3 separate regions of the Homo sapiens genome follow, and regions 1 and 2 are each linked to region 3. The links are chromatin loops, found by intact Hi-C in ENCODE. Cell type or tissue: chondrocyte. All regions are shown on one strand.

Region 1 (8,000 bases), 380 kb before region 3:
TTTTGGCTTCTTTTTGAGACTGTTTCCTAATCTTATGCCAATACTTAGTTCTATTTGTACTAGTTACAATCCTAGTTCACTAAAACCATGGAGTAAGAGCTCTTTCTTCTAATCATTTGTCTTAGACTTAGGCAACAAATATAACTAATTTCTGGGTTTTAACTTTTTTCTTTTTCTTTATAATTATCGCCCAAGTTTTTTTTAATTTTTAAATTTTTATTTTTTTACTATGATAACTGAGGGTGATAGAAGGATCACTGAACTAACTAAAAGTCAAATGATCTGGGTTTTAGTTTTTTAACATATAGAATCTTTTGTCTATTAGTGTAATTGTCACTATTCCACTTTCTTGATGCGGTACTATAAGGATGAAATGAATGAAGAATTGCTTTAAAAGGATAAAAACCAAACAGCATTGAAATACAAGGTATTTTTATAATGGAAAGAAGGTATGTTTATTTTACACAGTTTTGAAGAGGTTGAAGATTTCAAAAATCCTTAAATTGGGCTGAAACCCTTTGATGCTATGTAGATAGAATTTCCTCTATTTAGTCATGAGAATAGACATTCTAAGACAAATGGCATGATGTCTATTTTTCCTGCCTCATTTCTTTTTTTTCGTTTTTGTAGTTGTTTTCTCTTTTTTCAGATGAATGTCCTTATTTCCTCCTTTTCTAACACCTAGTACACACATTTACCCACAAATGCTTTTTGTTTTTGTCTTAAAAGGGAGCTACCATTAAGAAGGATGAACAGACCGGGGCGATCATTGTGGCCAGAATCATGAGAGGAGGAGCTGCAGATAGAAGTGGTGAGACTTTAAATGTTAACCAAGTACAGACTAATCACGTGTTTCGTGTGTAGCATTTCCAGTAGATAACTAAGAGGATAACCATCTTTGGATCTAATACAGCAGAACAAGTAATAAGATATTTTTCTCTGTGTTGAAATGTGAGAGCCTATTTAAATAAATGATAGATAAACATTACTCTATGGTCTTCTTGTACACAAGCATCCAAAGCTATCTTAAAACTTGTGGGCCGGGCGTGGTGGCTCACGCCTGTAATCCCAGCACTTTTGGAGGCCAAGGCGGGTGGATCACGAGGTCAGGAGATCAATACCATCCTGGCTAACACGGTGAAACCCTGTCTCTACTAAAAATACAAAAAAAAAAAAAATTAGTCAAGTGTGGTGGCGGGCACCTGTAGTATCAGCTACTTGCAAGGCTGAGGCAGGAGAATGGTGTGAACCTGGGAGGCGGAGGTTGCGGTGAGCCGAGATTGTGCCACTGCACTCCAGCCTGGGTGACAGAGCGAGACTCCGTCTCAAAAAAAAAAAAAAAAAAAAAAAAAAATCTTGTTTCTTCTGTATTTCTCAATTGAAAAGTACTGCTAAGAGCATGCAGCCTTTAAGATAAATAAAAATTATTTTATTAGTATATTAGTATAAGATATCAGTAATGTGCATTTCTAGACAAAGACCAAGCTCCTGTTACCATTTCTTGGCCAGCATTACTATGTTGTGGTTTTTGAGTCACTGCTATGGAGAGGCATAGAGGCTGAAACCTGAGATGTGTGAAGGTCTCCTTTCCATTCGTTAAGTGTATTAAGGGAACCTAACAATGCTTTACTTATGGAAACAGCTGCAAATTACAGTTTTGGTTGTGGGTAACACTGCTAATTTACCAAATCTCCTATTTCTCAGGTCTTATTCATGTTGGTGATGAACTTAGGGAAGTCAACGGGATACCAGTGGAGGATAAAAGGCCTGAGGAAATAATACAGATTTTGGTAAGCTGTAAATTTCTTTTAAAGGTACAATAAAAATAAAATCGAATCACTGTATTTCAGACTTTTAGACTTGGTTTGACATAGACAGGATTTGTATTAAGCAGTGCAGGGTTCGAACACTTAATCCCTGTGTGTTCTTGGAAAATATCTTAATCTATTCATGCCTCAGTGTTTTCATTTGCAAAATGAGAATAAGAGGTAACTATCCATCTGGAGTGTTTTGAGGATTAAATGAGATAGTATATATAAAGAGTTTTAGGGCCGAGTGTGGTGGCTTATATCTGTAATCCCAGCACTTTGGGAGGCTGAGACAGGTGGATCACCTGAGGTCAGGAGCTTAAGACCAGCCTGGCCAACATGGTGAAACCCGTCTCTACTAAAAATACAAAACAAAATTAGCTGCACGTGGTGGCAGTCACCTGTAGTCCTAGCTACTTGGGAGGCTGAGGCAGGAGAATCGCTTGAACCCAGGAGATGGAGGTTGCAGTGAGTCGAGATCACACCACTGCACTCCAGCCTGGGCGTCATAGCAAGACTTTGTCTCAAAAAAAAAAAAAAAAAAAAAAAAGAATTTAGTACCTGTCCCTGTCCCAAGTCTATACTTAGCAGATGGCATCTACACTGTGGCTGGTGATGCATTTATCTTTGTCTTCCTCCCATTGACACAGTCACATTCCATGCTATAGATCATAGCAATACAAATTAGTCAAACTAATTTAGATGTCTTTTGAAATCTGACACTTGAATAAAATTATTTTATGCCTTGGAAATATTAATTCTAAAGTTCATTTGTAAGATAAAAGGAAGGGAAACTCTCTTTTATATGTGAAAACATACTGGAAACCTATACCAACTAGAAGAGGTTTGAGTGTGTCTCAAAAACAGATCTCTGTATATATGAAAATTTAGTATATGGTTAAGGTGGCATTTTAAATCAGTGGGAAAACAGTGGAACATTTCATAGATGGTATCAGGTTAATGGCGCAGAAAAAATAAGGTCAATCCTTGTTTTACACAATACATAAAAATAAATTCCCAACAAATTAAATAAGTGCAAAAAAAACAAAAATTGCACAATAAAAGGTAATATACAATTTCTATAATTATAAGGTAGAAAAAGACTTTTTAACCTTGATATGAAAGTCAAATAGAAAAATAACAGATGTGTCTACTAGAATTCAAAACTTTCTTTATAGAAAAAAGGTGCCATAAAGAAACATCAAAGACAAATGAGATTGTATGAAAAATATTTTCAGTATATATAATAAAAGGCTAATGTTTCAAAATATATAGAGATGATAAAAATCAATAAGAAAAACATTTACAGAAAAATCAGCAGTGCATATGGACAAATACTTTACAAAAGAAAACATAGATGTCTGGAGACACGAAGGTGATGCCAAGCCCAGGGCAGGCTTGATCCCCTCAAAGCATTTTCAGGATATGAGATTGGAAAGCTTGATAATGCCTAGAGTTGGTCAGGGTATAGGAAAATAGGTATATTTATATGATTTGGGGATGGGATAAATTATTAGTAGAACTTTTTGAGATCTGAAACTATCAAAATTTTAAATGTGCATACCCTTTAGTTGGAAATTAATCCTCAAGCAATAATTTGGTAAATGTGTATAAACAAAATTTTTCAAAAATATTCGGAAACTACCAAGAAAGTTGCGTTGATCAAATAATCATTCATCCATATGCTAGATTATTGTGAGGCAATCACGAGAGATAGACCTATATGGCTCAGCAGTAATAGTAATAACAATTGAGTCCTTATTAAATGACACTGTTGTAAGGACCATAGATCCATTTAAAAAAAAACACACAGACACAAACTAGAAAAATAAGAGGAGATTATAGAAAAGACTTTTGTTTTCTCTCTACCAATGTAATTCAGTATTACAGTATGAGAATTCTTTATAAGATTTGTGAGCGCCTTCTACAATAAGCAATAGCAATGATATTACCATTTTGAAATAAATCAACCCTTTATAAAATTCTATTATTTAAACTATCAGAATCCCATTTTACTTAACTTGCTGTGTTGCACTAGAGCTGCCTTCTTAAGGCTCGGCCCAGAGCTGACTGTGTGATGCACCATTTCCCAACTCAGCTTTCAGCAACTTCATGCTGGTGAATTGAAATTGACTATAGTGAAAGTATTTATACCATGGAAATTGACAGACAGTACACATCAGAGCCTTTTTTTTTTTTTAAATAAATGGAGTCCTGGTTTACCAGTGCACCACAGATAGTGAGACTCAGAGATATGTCTTGCCCTACCCCCCTTCCTTTCATATCTTTCAAATGTGCCAAGTATTTAGTGCTTTTATGGAGCTTACAAATTAGCAGGAGTAACATATCTTATGAAATAATGGCATAAATAATTAAATATGGCTACAATACATGGTAAAAAGAGAGAGACAGAGAATGACATGAGACTATATTTAAAGAGAAATCCTATCTGAGATAACAAAAACTTGTGGGTGCTGGTACTTATTTTAATGAAGTTAGAATAGATACTCAGTCTTTTCATCTTTCAATTAATCTATTACGTTGGATATTTTACTCGCTCACCAGAATACAATAGATATGAATGTTCTTTATTTTTTTTTTCTGATGGGCATTGCCACTAATTGAATCATGTATTTGTAACTGCACTACTGACATTATAGGTGTTTTGTCCCCCAAAACATGGATGCTGATACTTAAATGTAACTGTATGAACCTTGTACATTATTCTTTAAAAAAAAAAAAAAAAGCTTCTTGCTCTGTCACCTAGGCTGGAGTGCAGTGGTGCGATCACAGCTCACCGCAGCCTTGAACTCCTGGGCTCAAGAGGCCTTAGCTTCATCACCACGCTTGGCTAATTTTTAAAATTTTTTTTGTAGAGACAGGGGTTTTGCTATATTGCTGGTCTTGAACTCCTGGGCTTGGGTGATCCTGCCACCTTGCCTCCCAAAACACTGGAATTACAGACACGAGCCACTGCACCCAGACCTTTATACATTATCTGTTCTAGTCATTGAATACTGTGTTTATTTAAGGTGTTGTGCATATTTTGTGTGTTTCTATTTCGAAGAAACTTGGATGGGAATGTATTTACTTGACAGCTTAAAAGTACACAGGAAGTAAAAGTGGATTTAGGAGTTAATGTTTTTTAACTTATTCTACAAACTTCAGAGCTTTCTTTCTCACATTACAGGAATTTCTACAAAAATAGTTTCCTCCGTTTAGTCTATCTAAGAGTAGAAGCCCCAAGCTTGTAAATTTTCAGATGCATTTCACTTTCTACCTATTTTACCTTATTCTTCCTTGGGTCTGGTTTTCTTATAACTCCTTGTTTTATCTGTTACCAGGCTCAGTCTCAGGGAGCAATTACATTTAAGATTATACCCGGCAGCAAAGAGGAGACACCATCAAAAGAAGGCAAGGTAATTATTGCTTAAAAACATTTCTTCGTGCGTGGGAGGGAAGTCATGTTTTTCCATCCAACACATATCCACTTTGTCACAACACATTTCTTTCAATATTCCAGTTTTAAAATTACTATGTTTGGAGTCGGAGTTAGGAGAATATAGGCCATTTCACATTTATTTTTTATCTTTATTCATCTTTAATGAAACTTTTCTTCCAGATGTTTATCAAAGCCCTCTTTGACTATAATCCTAATGAGGATAAGGCAATTCCATGTAAGGAAGCTGGGCTTTCTTTCAAAAAGGGAGATATTCTTCAGATTATGAGCCAAGATGATGCAACTTGGTGGCAAGCGAAACACGAAGCTGATGCCAACCCCAGGGCAGGCTTGATCCCCTCAAAGCATTTCCAGGAAAGGTGAGCTGCTGGTACATAATAATGGCTTTTCTCCAGCTGACCTTTTGTTCTCTGCAAAATATCATTCTGGCATTGATGTGATAAAATATGCTATAAAACCTTGCCTTAGAATTTTTTATCCTGTGGGTTTGGATTTCTGTTTTGTCTAACTAAGTATGATGAATGACCAAAAATAATATGACAGTACTGGGTCATATTAGATTTTTGTTATGAAGCAAATGGAAAATAGCACATTAATATCTTGAAACCATGTTGATATGAAAGGTGGAAAAAAAAAAGACCAGTGGTTTTGGAGGGAGGGAAGATAATTTACAAAAATTTGAAAGTGGGCGATTTGTTTCTTAATTTGAATCTATTGCATTACATTCATTTTTTTCTCTAACCTTTAAGTTTTTTCTTAAGACTAAATATTTTGATATTGTATTCACCTCGGACCTGTGCTGAAAATTGATAGGTATGTTGACCTTCTTTCTCCCAGGAGATTGGCTTTGAGACGACCAGAAATATTGGTTCAGCCCCTGAAAGTTTCCAACAGGAAATCATGTAAGTTTGTTAATAAGAATGCAGAGAAACCAAACCCTGATGTTTATTTTTGACTATTAAAGCAGGTGCTCATGGCAGAACAAAGGGTCCTATTACCCTAGCAATAACTTTGGGATCATCAGTTCTCAGGAACAAACAAATATGAGATTCATATTTGGAATATTAACATGAATCTTTTGAGGAAAGGGGTGGTTGAGGTTGTTAATAATAAATCCATGACTCACTCTTTAAGAAAGTGACTACTACTACTACTGTCTTTGATTTCCAAATATAGTTATTTTATTAAATGTCACCTAAAATACAGCTCTTCCTTCTTCAAAGCCAGGAAGTTTGGGTTAGGTATTTCTTGGTAAAGATTAGGGAGAAAAAAAATCTACCATTTTCTTGGGTACAAAAGCAATTGTGCTCAAGACCAATTGTTCTTAATTCCTTTCTTATCCCCAGATCATAATACTTCTGACCTTTAGCCTATCCCTTTGGAGTTATTACCAGACTAGATTAAAAGAAAATGAGAGAAAGACAAAGGATGGCTACCGTATGACTACTGAAAAACTTAGTGTGCATTTAAATACTTTTTTTTCTCTTTCAGCCTAATCTTCTGTCAGCTTTTCTTTATTTCCCACCACCCAGCTCTTCAAGTCTGCATCCCATAAATTCCCTGTTCCACCTCGCCTAGATGTTTCATGGTTCTAGGTATTTTAAGAGGAAAAAACCAACCCTTTGTTTTTAGCATAGAAACTGTACATTAAACAGCGAAATGACCAAATAAATGGCCCTGGAATTTTACACCAACATCTGTTTTTAGTATTGTTGCATTTTTCACATCTCCTGTGATTTCTGTCAGTTTGCAGAAGCATATAGCCCAGGAATCACATTAGAAGGGAGCCAAACTGTAGTCGAGTATAAATCTCACAAGCAGGCAAATGCTTAAAGTGGAGCACTCATTCAAAAGCCTGCTTGTCCTTGCTACATTAAGTCTAGGCACAAGGAAAAAAACCCTTGTCACAGAATGCTACAAGTCTTCTGACATCAGAAAACTTAAAGCTTTCGTGAGAATATTGCACTGTTCTTAAGCGTGATGACTTTTCACTGGCCAACTCACTAACAGAAAGGAGCTTTGAGGCTCCTTGCCTGACTGGCTCTCAAAGGGATTTTTAAATAGGAGGCTTACACATTTCTAATATATTTGGCATATGTGGGATAAGATAATGTGTCACTTAAAGATGAAATAAATGTAATTATACTCGAATCTGGATCCATACTCAACTCTTTTTCAGTCCTAGGCAACTTAGAAATGTACAGTTTGATATTATTATAAATTTTCATTGATTGAAAATTTTTGATAAGTGTATATGTATTTCTTTAAAAGAACTATACAAAAGGGATATTTTGCTTTTTAATAGCTCTTTCAAACTGGTTTCTATATAGATGCATAGGAAGGTGAGGTGTGTGTGGGGGTATGTGTGTTTGTTTGTGTGTGTATGTAGAAGTATTAATTGTAACGGAGTCCTTTTGTATGTTGATTTGCATGATTTCTTTTTTATGTTAATACTTCAATATTTGGATCTGATAAATATTTATTCTAGCATTTATCTTTACTGAAATGTCCTCATTTGACTAATTTTGTTTTTTTTTGTTTTTGTTTTTGCTTTTTCTGCCTCTTGAATACCATTCAGAAATGTTTGCTGGTCCTCCTCTCTTTCTTTCTCCTCTCTCTCTGTCTCTCTTATTAAACTAGAGTTTGATTCACTGAGAGATGCATTGTTTGTTTTTATATATGTTATTTATTTTCAAATAAATCTGGTCAAAATTATCCTTATTAAATCATAA
Region 2 (8,000 bases), 180 kb after region 3:
TCATGAAAAAGGTAAGGCTCTCCTCTCACTACTCCTTTTCAACATCATACTGGTAGTCCTAGTTAATACAATGAGACCAGAAAAGGAAATAAAATGTATACAGATTGAGAAAGAAGAAATAAAACTATGGTTGTTTTCAGATGACATGATTGTATATGTAGAAAATCTGAATGAATTGACAAAAAAAAAACCGCCTAGAACTAATAAGAAATTATAGCAAGGTTACAGGATACAGGCTAACATACAAATGTCAATCATGTCTCAGTGGTATAGTGGTGAGCAGAGCTGCCTTCCAAATATCAACCATTTTCCTATATAACAGCAAGGAACATGTGGAATTTGAAATTAAAAACACATTATTACTCACATTAGCACCACCAAAAATGAAATACTTAGCTGTAAATCTAACAAAATCTGTATAATATCTATATGAGAGAAACTACAGAATTCTGTGAAAGAAATCAAAGAACAAAATAAATGGAGAGATATTCCATGTTCATGGATACAAAAAAATTAATGGTTTCAAAATGTCAGTTTTTCTAACTTGATCTATAAATCTAATACAATTCCAAAATCCCAAAGGCAAAAGACCCAGAAGGGCCTTCTCAATATTGAAGAACAAAGTCAGAGGATGGCCACTATCTGACTTGAAGACTTTGATCTTTGACAAAAGAATAAAGGCAATACAATGAAGCAAAGAAAGTCTTTTCAAGAAATGTTGCTGGAACAATTGGAAATCCACATGCAAAAGAAAGTCAATCTAGATAGACATAACACCCCTAACTAACTTAACTGAAAATGGATTATAAACCTAAATGTAAAATGCAAAACTATAAAACTTCTAGAAGCTAATACAGGGGAAAACCTAGATGACCTTGGGATGGCGACGACTTTATAAATTCAATACCTAAGGCATGATCCATGAAAGAAATAATTGGTAAGCTGGACTTCATTAAAATTAAATTTTCTTCTCTGCAGAAGACAAGTCAATAGAATAAAAAGAAAAGCTACAGATTGGGAAATAATATTTGCAAAAGACATTATCAGATAAAGAACTGTTATTCAAAATACACAAAGAACTCTTAAAACTCAACAATAAGAAGGCAAATAACCCAACTAAAAAAGACTTTAACTGACGACTCACCAAAGAAGACACAAGAATGGTAAATAAGCATATAAAAAGATGCTCAACAACATATGTCACTAGAGAATTGCAAATTAAAACAACAACAAGCTAACACGACACATCTATTTGAATTGCCAAAACCCAAAATGCTGACAACATCATATGCTGGTGAGGATGTGAAGCAACTGGAATTAGCATTCATTGCTAGTGGGCATGCAAAAAGCCACTTTGTAAAAGCTTGGCAGTCTCAGGGATTCTCCCAAATGAATTGAGAACTTACATCCATGCAAAAACCTGTATGCACAAGTTCATGACAGCTTTATTTATGATTGCCAAAACTTGGAAGCAAATAAGATGTCCCTCAGTAGATGAGCAGAAATACAAATGGGTATAGACAGAGAATAAAATGTTCTTCAGTGCTAAAATAGAAGTGAATGATTTAAGTCACTAAAAGACATGGGGGAAACTTAGTGCATATTACTAAGTGAAATAAGCCAATCTGAAAATCCTACATATTGTAATGATTTCAATTATACAACATTCAGGAAAAGGCAAAACTATGGATATGATAAAAATATCAGTGATTGGCCAGGCATGGTGGCTCATGCCTATAATCCCAGCACTTTGGGAGGCCAAGGTGGGCGGATCATGAGGTCAGGAGATCGAAGGCATCCTGGCCAACCTGGTGAAACCCTGCCTCTACCAAAAAAAAAAAAAAAAACAAAAATTAGCCAGGCGTGGTGGGGTATGCCTGTAGTCCCAGCTACTCAGGACACTGAGGTAGGAGAATGGCTTGAACCTGGGAGGCGGAGGTTGTAGTGAGCCGAGATCTTGCCACTGCACTTCAGCCTGGTGACAGAGCAAGACTCTGTCTCAAAAAAATATATATATACATATATATATATATATATATATATATATATATATATATATATATATACACACACACACACACACACACACATATATATATATACACATATATATATATATATATATACACATATATATATATATATATATATATATATATATAATCAGTGATTGCCAGGTCTTAAAGGAGAGGGTGGGATGAATAGACACAGATAATTTTTTTTTTGAGATGGAGTTTCATTCTTGTTGCCCTGGCTGGACTGCAATGGCACAATCTCAGCTCACTGAAACCTCTGCCTCCTGGGTTCAAGCGATTCTCCTGCCTCAGCCTCCTGAGTAGCTGGGATTACAGGCCCCCACCACCATGCCCGGCTAATTTTGTATCTTTAGTAGAGACAGGGTTTCACCTTGTTGGTCAGGCTGGTTTCGAACTCCTGACCTCGGGTGATCTGCCTGCCTCAGCCTCCCAAAGTTCTGGGATTACAGGCGTGAGCCACCACGCCCAGCCCACAGAGAATTTTAGGGCAGTAAAACTACTCTGTATGATACCACAATGGTAGATACATGTCATTGAACACTTGTCAAAACTCACAGAATGTACAACACCGAGAGTGAACTCTAATGTAAACTATGGACTTTGTTGATAATCACGCATCTCTATAGGTTCATTGATGGTAACAAAGGCACTTCTCTGGTGTAGGTTGTTGATAATGGAGAGGCTGTGCATGTGTGATGGCAGAGGATATATGGGAATTCTGTTCTTCCTGATCAATTTTGCTGTAAACAAGAAACTACTCTAAAAACAGTCTATTTGTGAAAAAGTACAGAATGGAATTAATCACTCTAGGAGAAAAATTAAGAAAATAGAAACAACAACAATAAAAATGTAGACTATCACTAGAACCAAGATTTTTGAAGTGGTAAGTGTGATCAATAATGTTAGCAGAGGCCAGGCACGGTGGCTCATGCCTGTAATCCCAGCACTTTGGGAGGCGAGGCAGGCGGATCAGTAGGTCAAGAGATTGAGACCATCCTGGCCAACATGGTGAAACCCTGTCTCGACTAAAAACACAAAAATTAGCTGGGAGTGGTGGCGCACACCTGTAGTCCCAGCTACTCGGGAGGCTGAGGCAGGAGAACCGCTTGAACCCGGGAGGCAGAGGTGGCAGTGAGCTGAGATCGCGCCACTGCACTGCAGCCTGGTGAAAGAGCAAGACTCCGTCTCAAAAAAAAAAAAAAAAAAAGAATGTTAGCAGAAAAAGGGCTTCTGAACGTTCTAAAAATGACTTTAACATTACAGACATATACTTAGATCAAGTATGTCTATCATTACTCATCCAGAATAGCGTAATTTAAGCAAAGAAAGGCAGAGAAAGAGGGACAGTGCCAGGTTCTGATGAAGAATACAATGAAAGGATTGTCTTATAATTTGAAACATTTGGAGAAGGAAGCCTATTAGAATTAAATGTATTCAATATATTAGAGTCAAAATCATCAAACAATTTAGTTTTAAAAGTTTGATGGAAAATGAAGCGCAATTTTAAATTCTTTATTTTAACTGAGTGCTTCCAGAAAACAGTTTTCTCTCTCACAAAAGGAAACACAGTATAATCTCTAAAATGGTTTTAAAGGAAAAATATAAAAATATATAAATAAGTAATCTTAAAACCCTAAATTGGCTCAGTTTTATAAAACACTGGTAGCATCCTCATTTTATCTGTAATGCCTCTACTCAACCCCCTAAAACTTCTCTATAAAAAGATAAATGTATGCTATAGAAAGGAAGCAATTCTCTCCTCCAAAATTGCAAGATCGGTTATGCTTCCATGTCCTCCACCTCCAGCTAAGTCAATCTCTGTGGCTGCTAAACTATAATTTGGCCCCAGGACTGCTGTGAAATCTGTCTGTTGACCAGTATAAGCAGTCCATCTTACAACAGGAAGGCCCAGATATAATCAAAAGGTGATTTGTTGCTGAATTTTCTCAAAAAGAAAATAAAAGAAACAAAGTCACAGAGGAAACCTGGCCAAAGAAAGTACAGCCTGTGAAAATTCTCAGCTGGACAGTGCCTAAGGCGTCTTTGAACTTGACCTTCACCACAGGGTCTCTCATGTTACTGAGGAGCTGCTGCCACCTCATGGAGAACTGAGAGATCTCATTTTCCAAGCGCGTGGGTTTCTAATAGCCAAATGATCTTTGTCAAAATAAAGGTAATGCAATGAAGCAAAGAAAGTCTTTTCAACAAATGTTGCTGGAACAATTGGAAATTCACATGCAAAAGAAAACCAATCTAGATAGACAAAACAATCATTTTCTAGGTGCATGGATTCCGGAATCACTCATTTATATCTTGCCTTTTCTCTTTTGTTGGACTATTAAAAAGAAAGCATAACAACCACATGAATCTCACATAGACAAGCCCATTCTCGTTGGGCGCAATTCTCCTAATTCAATTTTTGATAACCATAGTATTATATAGCACATGCATATGAAATAAATATCATCTCATTTTGAGTGATTACTGCGTGGATTTAGATCTATCATCAGTCAAATTATGTTCCACAAACTGACTGCAGAGAAATAACCTAACACCGACAGGCTACAATTCTGCCCTGAATGTACACTTTACAAAGCTAATAGCTAAATTGCAAAATTTAGAGAATAACAAAATTTAAAAGGGTCTTGATGCTCCTTTTCCACCTTCCCTGCAACATCCTCACTGAAAATCAAAAGATCTTTCCTTCTTGTTTTTTGTATTATTGTCTCTCAACTTTTTTTTGTTTTGTTTGTTTGTTTGAGACGGTGTATCGCTCTGTCGCCCAGGCGGGAGTGCAGTGGCGCGATCTCAGGTCACCGCAACCTCCGCTTCCCGAGTTCAAGCGATTCTCCTGCCTCAGCCTCCGGAGTAGCTGGGACTACAGGCGCACGCCACTACGCCCGGCTAATTTTTGTATTTTTAGTAGAGACGGGGTTTCGCCATGTTGGCCAGGCTGGTCTCAAACTCCTGACCTCAAGGATCTGCCCGCGTCGGCCTCCCAAAGTGCAGGATTACAGGGGTGAGCCACCACGCTCCGCCGTCTCTCAACTTTCAAGTTCTATCTTAAGCCACGTGACCCGAGCAATAGAAATGGGCAAGTATTTCTAGCTTGGTGCAGTGTTTCATGCCTGTAATACCAACACTTGAGAAGTCCAAGGTGGGAGAATCCCTTAAGGCTGGGAGTTCAATATCATTCTGGGCAACATAGCAAGACCTCGGCTCTACAAAAAAAAAAAAAAAAAAAATGCGGGAGGTCAAGGCTGCAGTGAGCTATGATTGTGCCATTGCACTCCAGCCTGGCCGACAAAAGTGAGACCTTGTCTCAATTCTTCAAAATAATGAAGAAGAAGACATGGGCAAGCGCAAGAACTAAAATAAAATTATAAATTCATTTCCAAGGAGCTTTTATATCTTACTCGCAGAGAAAAACCGTGTTGGGTGTTTTTGTAGAAGTGCCATTGTGTGGATTTTGATCTAGAAAAAATTACCTCAAAGTGTAAAATGTAATTTTTATGAATGATATTCTTCACTGGAGACAGAATGGGATTTCTAATAATCGCATCTTCATCATTTGAAACTTGGTGAGTTTTGGCATTTCCATGGTTTTTGTTTGTTTGTTTTTAATGCTTTAAGCAGGTACTACTGTCCCCCAGGAAATTTGTAGATAAAAGCAAGTTATTTACAAATTTGTTCGCCTACTTTTGATCCCACCCCAGCTCTGTACTCTGGGCTCACACTTCAACAAATCTTAGTAAAGTTTAAAAACAAATCTGAATTTCCATATTTGTATTTCACATGTCCTTCAAATATTTAGAAAGTTGGAAGAGAAAATCTGAAAGTAAAATGTCTGCTTTCAATTTCTTCACCACGGTGAGTTTACATAGAAACTTAAGGAACCTCCAAAAATAAGTTATAAAATAATAGGTTATACCACATAAATGTGCATAGATGCGCACACACACACACAGACACACACAGTAGGACTTCAATGGGTGTTTATCATATTACTCTTTACAATGTATCTACGTAACCTATATTCTTTTATAAAGATGAAAATTTTATTAAAAATGAAATAAAAAAGACATGATTGTAAGATTATCGTATTAGACACAATTCAAGGCTGAAACTAATTAAACAAGGAAAAGAGGGAATATTATGTAGTGGCAAAAGATGCAATGATAAAGAATATACACATTGTATTTCTTCATGAACTAAATAACATAAAGCTAAAAATTCCAAAACTATAAGAATGTGATAAAATCATCTGTCATGATAATAACCTTAATACAACTCTTTCAGAATTTGACAAAGTACACAAAGTTACAATGTTATAGAAGATGTGAATAATCTGTGTTTTACTTAATACGCATATCTGTATAAAACGTTGTATTCCACAAATCCTATAAATTAAACTTCTTATATGTATGAAGTAGCTTTAAAAATCAGTCAAGGCCGGGCGCGGTGGCTCACACCTGGAATCCCAGCACTTTGGGAGACCGAGGCGGGTGGATCACCTGAGGTCAGGAGTTCGAGACCAGCCTGGCCAACATGGCAAAACCCCATCTCTACTAAAAATACAAAAATTAGCGGGGGGTGGTGGTGGGCACCTGTAGTCCCAGCTACTCAGAAGGCTGAGGCAGAAGAATTGCTTGAACCCGGGAGGTGGAGGTTATAGTGAGCTGAGATTGCACCACTGCACTCCAGCCTGGGTGACAGAGCGAGACTCCGTCCCACCCAAAAAAAAAAAAAAAAAAAATTCAGACAAAATTCCAACTCTATTTGTTAGCTTTGTGACCTTGGAAAAGTTCTTTAATCTTTCTAAATTCCTGTTTCCGTCTCTGTAAAATAAAAACTGTCACACTTACTCACTGGACTTTTGCGAAGGTTTAAATGATTAATAGGAGTAAAAGCCAAGCATGGGACCTAGCACTTACAAAACAGTAAATAACAGTGTTTTTTCTTTCTGTTATCGTATTTCTTCCTGGTCGTCATCTTCTCCAACTTGAATGCTAAGTACTTTTCACTCCTTCTTCATATCACACCTCTCTATTACTTCGAAAAATTTTAGATGCCACAAACTGGGCTACCCAACATACTCCAACATCATTGCAGCTTCGAATCAGAGTCAGGCGGTTTTATAGACCAGCATGTCCAATGAACTGGTCTTGCCCTTAGCCGCGCTGTATTATCCAACTATAAGTCTAAAATAAGTAATCACAAAATATTAACAAGCCAGTCAGAAAAAAAAAAACAAACTGAATTCTTGGCCACGAAGAAAACCTTAATGAATTTCAAAAAATAGAGAGATTTTGTCTCACGTTTTCTAACCATAATTGGATTATAAACTAGAAGTTTACAACAAGAAGGAAAATAATAGCCTAAAGGCAGAATAATATGAAATTAAGGCATACTCTTCAAAATAGTTCCTATCCAAAGAGGTACTTAAAACTGATATTACAGTCTGGGCAAGATGGCTCATGTTTGGAATCCCAGCACTTTGGGAGGTCAAGGCAGGAGGATTGCTTAGGACCAGGAGTTTGAAACCAGCCTGGACAACATGGTGAAACCTCATCTCTACAAAAAATTAAAAATTAGCCAGGTGTGGTGGCACAAGACTGTAAGCCCAGCTATTCGGGAGGCTGAGATGGGAGATCACTTGAGCCCGGAAGGTAGAGGCTGTAGTGAGCCATAATTGTGCCATTGCATTCAGCCTAAACAACAGAGTGAGACCCTGTCTCAAAAAAACAAAAAACAAAAAAACACCGATATTACGAATAAAAAGAATACTTGATATAAAAATATCTAGGCATAGGTAAACTCTATACTACAGTAGGAAATATCTTAAATGCTTCTATTACTAAAAAGAAAAACTAACAATAAATGAAGTAAGCCAACTAATGAACTTTCTAAAAATTACGATAAATCAAAAGAAAATCATAGAGAATGAAAAATCAAGGATATTGA
Region 3 (8,000 bases):
AAGATGCTAAGGTGGGCCACTGCCCCGGCTCTGGCCAGCCGCATTTAGAGGGGAAAAGGACAAATGGCGCTATTTCTTTAAGCTTGGTGGGGGGAAATCTAAGTTTGTTCTTTAAAAAGGGCGAAAGTTCGCTAGGACCACAGGGCCTTCGGCGAGAGCGCAGGCAGCTTCGTGTTGGCACCTTGGGGATCTTCTGGGCTGCCAGAAGCTCTGAGCTTGCAGTTGCACCTAAACCGCCGCTTTCGCTACTTATATTTGCGGTAATGTTAGGAAGCAAAGTATCATCAATCAGAGAATCTGGTAGCCATTCTCTCTCTTTGCCCTGTGTCCCAGCTTGTGATTCTTCTAAGTTCCATCTCCTTTGCTGCGTGCAGATCCTTGGCTTTGGGCGCGCTTCCTCTTCTGCACTTGGGCCACCGCGGGTTGGCCACCTGGGCTGAACTCATCCCATCCTTGCTTTCCCCCATCCCTATACCCAGCGGCGAGGGCAGCCTCACCAGCCCTTGCCCCGGAGGTGAATGTGTGCCTGGCTTTGACTGAGACAACTAGGACCCCAGAAGCCCAGTGACATCAGAAAAGAGGCTCCTGGGCACTAGCACTTCCCGCAATACGCTCCAGGGCTGTAGGTGCAAAACGGAGCTCTAACTTCCCTCCAGCTAATCGAGAGGAAAATACAGGGCGCGTCACAGTGGCCTCTCCCGCCTAGCCACGCGCAGTGAAATTTCCGGCAATCGGGCCAGCTAAGACACGGGATTTGCACCGCAGCCTCTCAGCTTCTGGAGCCGGAGCCGAGCGCTCCCGGCAGCTTCTCCAATTTCTCTCCTAAAGTGCGAAGGGAAAAGCCCCGTCTGCTCCACGACTGCAAGGCCGGCGGATCTGGGAGCCGCGCCCGGCTCCGGAGGACTCGGCGGGCCCGGGGCTCCCCGGCAGCGGCTCCTCTGCTAGGGGTTAACAGCAGCCCCCGCGGCCGGGCGGGCGCGGACGCTTCCTCTCCACCCGCCCGGGAACGTGGATACCGCGCCCGCAGGATGTTCGCCGGCTGGGACCGGCAGTCAGGAAACATGAGAAGGCCTCGCTATTCCTGTTCCCGGGCGGCGCGCGCCGGGCTGGGTAAATAAAGCCGAGACGACGGCGGTGGCGGTGGTGAGCGCGCTGGAGCCCGCGTGGAGAACATGCGGCGGGGATGGGAGTGCGCCTAGTCTCGAGGCGGGAGAGCCAGCCGCCCTGCAGCCGGCCGTCGGCCCCGCAGCCACAGGTACAGCCCCCGCGTCGCCGAGTCTCAGCCGGCTGCGGCGGAACGCCAGGCTCGCTCTGGCCCCTGCGCCCTGGGCGCCGGTGCTCTCCCGCCCTTCCCCCAACTTCCCTCCAAGGTCTGGTGGAGAGGCGCTCGGGTAGCGGCCAAGGCTGGCCCAAGGGTCTGCGCGGAGCTTGGGAGCCCACCTGGCCGCGCCTCCTTTGCTTTAAAATTATTCGCCGGCGTTGGGGGAGGGGGACACTTCTGCAGGGAGTGACCTCCCCGGCCACAGTCTGGAGTGAATCGGGGTAAGTGATTTGAGAAGAGGCGCGGGTGGCCGCGCGCGGGAGTCCTGGGAGGGTCAGCAAGTGTGGTTCACACGCCCCCGGACCCCTTGCGACAGGACAGCGCTCGGACCTTTGCCATCGCTTGCCTCTGAGCCTGCTGCCTGCAGACCTACAGCGCGCCGGGTGTCTGTGTCTGCGATCTCTGCGTGGGCTTGGGGCTGCCGGGGAAGTGTCCGAGGTGGCTAACCTCGTGATGACTTCGCTAGGAAAAACACGTCGTCGCATCTAGGAGGACGCGCTGGGGTGGCTCGGAGAAGGCCGGGCCGGGGAAGGGTGTCTTGTACAAATAAAGCAGCATGAACACACATCCCTAAGGGCATGATTTTAAAAGAAAACACCAACGCGAGTCTTGACTGTAGAACAGGGGCTGCAAGCACGAAAATTCTCTTTGACACTTATCACCGAGGCTATGTGCACACCCCAGGCACGTACCTGTCTGCGCGGGAGGACGCAGTCCTAGGGGACACACGACATCCAGCAGAGGTCTGACTTCACTTCCCTACGAACACAGACCGTAGCCGTCGTTTGATCGCGGTGGTCACGCGTGGTCCTAAATGTCACGCGTGGCCTCTGCTGCGGTGGCCGAAGGGCGGGGCGGGGGCGTTGGCGAGTGTGGGCGCTTGGCGAGGCAAAGGGTGTGTGTGTGTGTGTGTGTGTGTGTGTGTGTGTATGCGCGCGCGCGTGTGTTAGTGGAGTAGCAGCCCATGCCGCGGCTGGACGGGCAAAGGGGGCGCTGGCAGCGAAGCTGAGGCCGCTCGGAGGAAACGGGAGCTGTCCCGAGGCGCGAGGCGAGGAGATGGGGCGGGCGAAGTCCGCCGCGCGCCTTGGGGCTGTAACTCTGCGGCTCCGCGGCCGCGCGGACTTGCTCCTGACGCCGGTGCGCGGCAGGCAGAGGCTCAGGGCCTCCGCGACCCCAGAGGTGAGCTGCTGGCTCTCCCCGACAGTGGCAGCAGTGGCCCGGGAGGTGCGCCGACCAAGCTGCCTCCTGCCTTGGGCTTCTGACACCTTTACAGCCTCTGAAAGGGTCCCCGGAGACCCCAGAGAGAGGCGGGTGTCGAGGGGCTACGAGCTCGCGGCTGACACCCGCGCTGCGGAAGAGAATGGCACTGATTGAGGGCTCTGGGGACCTGGGTCCTGGCGCCTTGGACCTTAGGACCATGCACTTCCCGGGGCGCGTTGGGGGATGATAGGAAGATTCTGGGAGAGAAGGGGGAGAAGTGGTGCTTTCGTCCTGACGCCACTTAACTTTTTCCTGTCCTTGAACCCAACCTCACCCCGGGGGACCTTGGCGGACAGAAGATGCGGGGGTTTCAACCAAACCATCCACGATCTAGAAAACACGAAAATCCCCCAAATCCCGGTATGGCCTGGGACTCATGAGCTGGGGGGTCTTGTGGATACGGTTGGCACATTACCCCAAATCTTCCCTTCCATCCAACCCCTCCTGACGCCCCGAGTTGGGGTTCCTAGAGGCTTTAGTCTTCTGCTGTGATTGAAGAACCACGCGCGGCCTCACGCCGGTCGCGCTCCGCAGTCCGGAGTATGCCTCTCCCAGATTCAAACTGAAACCCAGAGGCTCGTTTGGGAATTCGTTTCCTTTGCCTCTGCGGGTGAATGATTCCCGGTTGTAGTTCTGGGGAGTGAAGGGATTGGGGGGATCGATCGCCCAGGCAAGGAAGAGGGCAGGTACCTGTCCGGGGAACCTGCAGGGGCGGGGGCGTGTAGCCAACTGGGGAGAGCCGCAGGGTCCCTGCCAGTTGCGGCGGCGCCGCTCCTCCCCTCGGCTCCGCAGCCCGGCGACCCGGCCAAGTTCAAGGCCCTGAACCTGCAGGGGTCTGAGCACTCTCAGCCAGTAAGTAACGAGATGCACCTTCCTCTCCTAGAAGCCGAGCCCCGCTGCGGAGCTCCCGGCGGCCCAGCCCCGAGGCTCTGCGGCCGCGCCGCGCGTCCCTACCAACCGACACCATGAACACCATCGTCTTCAACAAGCTCAGCGGTGCGGTGCTGTTTGAGGACGGAGGCGCCTCGGAGCGGGAGCGGGGTGGCCGGCCCTACAGCGGTGTCCTGGACAGTCCTCACGCCCGCCCCGAGGTGGGCATTCCCGACGGCCCGCCCCTCAAGGACAACCTCGGCCTGAGACACCGGAGGACCGGGTATGCGCACTCCCCTGGGGGCCCTGCCCGCCTGCGGCCCGGAGGGGTGGGGGTGGTGAGCTGTGACGGGGTCCCGTGGCAACGCGGGCGGGTGGACGGGAAAGGGCCCGGAGTTCCCTGGGAGTGCAGGTCTGCCCCTCCAGGGCTCGCGCATTCTCATGTTAAGGGGCTCCTATCTTAAAACATGAGGGATCAATTCGTCGGGGCAGCTCCAAAGAGCTTGGTGGAGACTAAGGGCGCCAGGAGCTGCCCCTCGGCCCTCCGCTGCCTGGACCTCGGAGTTGGGGGTTATTTGCCCCTCTCCGGACTGTGGGTGCCGGTGCGCGGCTGAGGGCGAGGAAAAAGGACTGAGCTCGGTGCAGAGAAACAGGCGAAGCCGAGCAGTCGGGGAGTCCAGGCTCAGGCTCCGCGGACTTCTCTTCGGTCACTCGAGCCCCTCGCCAGAGCCCCGCGGCTCGCCTGGCCCAAGGAGTCGGGAAGGTCGCCTCCCGCCAGGGAGTCCCGGGCGTGAGCGCGGCTCGGCTGGGCCCGCGGCGAACCCGGAGGGGGAGGCCCCGGGCCTGCGGGGCCGGGTTTGAGTTTAGCGGGGTGAGGGGTATGCTGGGGGGGGCGGTAGCTTGCGGGTGGGCCAGCTGCTCAGACTGCCGGTGAGTGGAGGGCAGGCTCTGCCTGGCCCGATCCGGCGGCTCCCCGGGCGCCCCGCCGGGGAGGGGCGGCCGTCCTAGCCGCCTCCACCTGAACGATTGCATCAGCTGCTTGTTCTGCGGCGTCGCTGCTTAGTAAAACAGAGATTCGGTTTCGTCAAAATGTTACTACCAGTCGTTTCGGGTGGAATTGCATTTCAAAGTGTTTAAAGAGGCAGAAACCCAGGAGGCTCCGGCGCAGGCGCGCAAGCCTCGGGGAGCGGCTGGGCTCGCTGGCGGCCGCGCGCGACACCTCCCGGACCCGTGAGGGAGCGCAGCGCCCCAGGCCACGCTCCAGGCTCCTGGCTGCCTCTGCCTCCTCCCCCTTTGAATGTGCTTTTCCTGAGGTCTTTTTACCTTACATGATGGGACAGAGCTTGCCGTACTTTTAACCCTCCCTTAGTCGGGAAACGGCCCGACGGTGTTTTTGGGTTCTGCAGCTTTCCTCCACAAACCACCAACTCCTTTAGAAAGTTTCCCCCTTTTCCTAAAAGATCAAAGGAAATAGCTTAAAGAGAGCCGGGGCGGCAATGCTCCTTTGCTTTATTCCCTATGTCCAGTCGGCGACCTTTCCCCTGACCACAAGCGACGGAAAGCCTCTGGGAGCAGACAAGAGATCCCCGAGGGAAGTTTCGAGAGCCAGCCGCATACCCTGCCAGGCCTGCCAGGCCAGGGCCACTCGAGGGTGCGGCGCCAGCGGGTGAGGGAAGGGTAGCAGTTAGCCCCGCTGCCCAGATACGCGACTGGAATAGCAGTATTCTTCAAATCACTTGACCTTCGTCTTCTAAACCTCTAACCTTGGGGTATTGGGTTCAAGGTATCCCCCTATTCAAGATAAACCTATCGAAATGATCTCCCCATCCAGAAACTGTGTGGCTCCCACTTCCTGCCTCTCCCAAACACTCTGGGCGCGCGCAAAGCAGGGGCGCAAGGCAGGAATGCGCAGTTTGGATGCGGGGCCCGGGCTTGGCCGGGGCGTGGAGCGTCCGGGCGGGCAAACGCGTCGCTCACCAGGGCCGCCTCCTCTCCCCATGTCCCAGCGCCCGGCAGAATGGCGGGAAGGTGAGGCACAAGCGGCAGGCCCTGCAAGACATGGCGCGACCCCTCAAGCAGTGGCTTTACAAGCACCGTGACAACCCGTACCCCACCAAGACCGAGAAGATACTCTTGGCCCTCGGCTCGCAGATGACGCTAGTGCAGGTAATCAGGACCCATTAACACCCTGATCCGTTTTCCCGCGAGGGGCTGAAGAGCGGGAACGCTTAGAGTTCGTGTGGCTCTCCACGTGGCGCTTCTACCTGGAGAGGGATGGAGCCGAGCTGTGGGAGTTTCTGAATTACCTCTCACCCTCATCCCTCAGTTCAGTGCAGATGCTCCGTGCAGGAAAGAATGCAGGATGCGCTGTCAGGTAGGGAAGTGAAAAGTAAACTGCAGACTTACGAGAAGGTTCAACATTAGTGAGCATCAGAATCGCCTGGAGAGCTTAAAACACGAATCGCTAGGCCCCACCTCCGAGTTTCGGATTCAGCAGGTCTGGGGTGAGACCATCATTTGCATCTCTTACAAGGCCCCAGGTGTTACTGAAGCAGAGGCTAGGGAGGAACCCCACTTTGAGAACCACGCAGTGTGACGCTCCATATTAAGGCCCAGTATTAAAGCTCAGGTACAGAGTAACTTTCAAAATTACCATTACTGACAGCTAGGAGTAGGGGATAGAAAGACAAGAAATGATGTTTGGATCAACAACCCCCCACACACACTTATTTATTATTATTTTTTAATAGGAAGCATCCTAAACATTAGCTGCAATCCACAGCATTTTGCTCCTGATGCTTTTCTGCTGGGCTTAAGGAGAGGAGGCAGATTTCAGATGGTTGGGTTACTTTGCCAAGTGTAGAGAAATGGTGCAAAGTTTGTGTGTTCTCTGGTGAACAACGTTACTTTACATTTGACTAGCTTTTCAAAACTGAATCTTACTGTTCACAAAACCACGATGTTGTAGGCAGTTACTATCAGAATTTTACACTTGACATAATCAAGACTTGGGGCAGTTGTGTCAGTAAAAGACAGGCCTGGAAATAAATAATTCCAGACCAAATGCTCTTCCCGTCATGTCACAATTTTTTAAAATAAATACGGTGGCTTGAACTTTTTTACATGCAAATAGGCAAATTTATTCAGAAAGAAGAGGAGGAGGGGCTACATCAGGTGAAAAGTTTTGCACATTGCGGTAGCATTACCTGATTGTGAAAATTTGGCCATTCCGCTAAATTTACAGTAAGCAGGAACTCCAAAAAGGAAAAAGGAACTAGTGGATAAAATAAAGATTGCTTTCCAGAGTATTTAAAATTTCCCTTTAGGAATTACTGGAAAGTTTGACAAGGCATGAAAGTTGACTTATTGTCAGGCTATCAATACTAGAATACGTAATTTCTGCTTATTTTCAGAATATAATTATATACAAAAACATCTGTTTTCTTTCATATTATCAGGCAATGGTATTAATAGTGATTTGCTGCAGCAGTGGAGGGGAAAATTAATTTAGTGTTCTTGGCTTAATATCTGTTTAACATAAAACTATGAATCTTTTAGCAATGTACCAAAGTAGTTTTGAAATAAATTATTCCAGTCAGAAAAACCTGACTTATGAAAATAAATAACCTATGTTAAAATTTCAGTTTAAATAAGTATGCTACTTATTTTTAAAATACACTAATTTATAGAGTTATCTGAATATTTCACAGTGATGTCAGCAATGAAACACTAGGTTATTTTGGCTGATTATAGAGCTTCATATTTAATAGAGACTATTCTTTCATACAGAAAACAAAAGAACATTGATGACATATTTTAGGACATTTTTAAATTATGAAGTAGCATTTGTCATTAGGAGAGCCATTTAAACTTTCTTATGTAGTGGTTTTTGTTGAGCTGCAATACAAGTAGTTATAATTTTAAATTATTTGCCACCTGTAATGATAGTTCAAATACAAATAAAAATGCTTTTTACATTTAGATCTTGGTAAGGCTATTACATTTTTAAAATATGCTTTACATGAAATTTTCATTCAAAACACTTTTTTTCTCTTACACTAGTGCTCAGAAAATAAAAATGCACAGAAATATGTAATTTTAAGTGGGGTAAGATAATTTTTATAATAATAAATGACAACTGTATAATGATTTCAAATTTTATTATTAATGAAGCTAGTTTCTGAAACTTTAAAGTGATAAATGGAAAAAATAAAAATGTATAGAATTACCAACGGATCTTATGGCTGATCCTATGGCTGATCATTGTTCAAATGCTATAGAAATACACTCTGTACTCTCAAAATATAAACAGCTTTATTGTGGAATAGTATAAAATGGTATGTGATTGGGGTTTGTATTATTGCAGGATATGGAACTTATCAAGGAGTAATGAGTAGATGTTAATGCTTCCTCCTCTAATAATGAAAGTCTCATATTCCTGTGATATGTCCACATACGATTTGTTAAAACTGCTATGTTCCTAGATTCTGTCTCCTCTGTTGACATAACTCTGTTTTTGCTTGGTATTGAGTGTGCCTGCTGATATATA

What was found. Hi-C counts contacts between places; a loop is a spot of excess contacts. Peaks named below come from ENCODE experiments on the same cell type or tissue, not always from the same donor. Only the 100,000 strongest peaks of a DNase experiment are listed, where the experiment ranks them.
Region 1: a loop joins it to region 3, with 2.2 times the contacts of the local background. A loop is called at or near these places in 3 of 110 quality-filtered maps.
Region 2: it touches region 3 in a loop (5-fold over the local background); 10 of 110 quality-filtered maps call a loop at or near these places.

The regions. Positions count from the first base shown.
Region 1 is chr10:28,117,821-28,125,820 of GRCh38, reverse strand. It overlaps MPP7 (MAGUK p55 scaffold protein 7), which reads left to right. Exons shown (of 17, transcript NM_001318170.2): 7 at 730-811; 8 at 1,705-1,790; 9 at 5,153-5,227; 10 at 5,431-5,627; 11 at 6,106-6,170. Among named protein-coding and RNA genes, the nearest start is that of SNORD130, 48 kb to the right of the region's middle. RefSeq lists an enhancer at 5,427-6,626. In chondrocyte, no CTCF peak of the experiment used is centred here; no DNase peak of the experiment used is centred here.
Region 2 is chr10:27,554,840-27,562,839 of GRCh38, reverse strand. No RefSeq gene overlaps it. Among named protein-coding and RNA genes, the nearest start is that of LINC02680, 7.3 kb to the left of the region's middle. In chondrocyte, CTCF peaks have their summits at 4,104 (motif pointing left) and 4,361; no DNase peak of the experiment used is centred here.
Region 3 is chr10:27,738,962-27,746,961 of GRCh38, reverse strand. MKX (mohawk homeobox) reads left to right here and starts at 1,143. Exons shown (of 7, transcript NM_173576.3): 1 at 1,143-1,255; 2 at 3,465-3,734; 3 at 5,458-5,617. The coding sequence starts at 3,547. It overlaps MKX-AS1 (MKX antisense RNA 1), which reads right to left and starts at 2,347. Exons shown (of 2, transcript NR_121652.1): 1 at 2,014-2,347. RefSeq lists enhancers at 1,062-1,652, 4,003-4,072 and silencers at 4,353-4,472, 4,543-4,762. In chondrocyte, CTCF peaks have their summits at 1,193, 2,308, 4,484 and 4,693; DNase peaks (open chromatin) are centred at 1,011, 1,601, 2,331, 3,581 and 4 weaker places.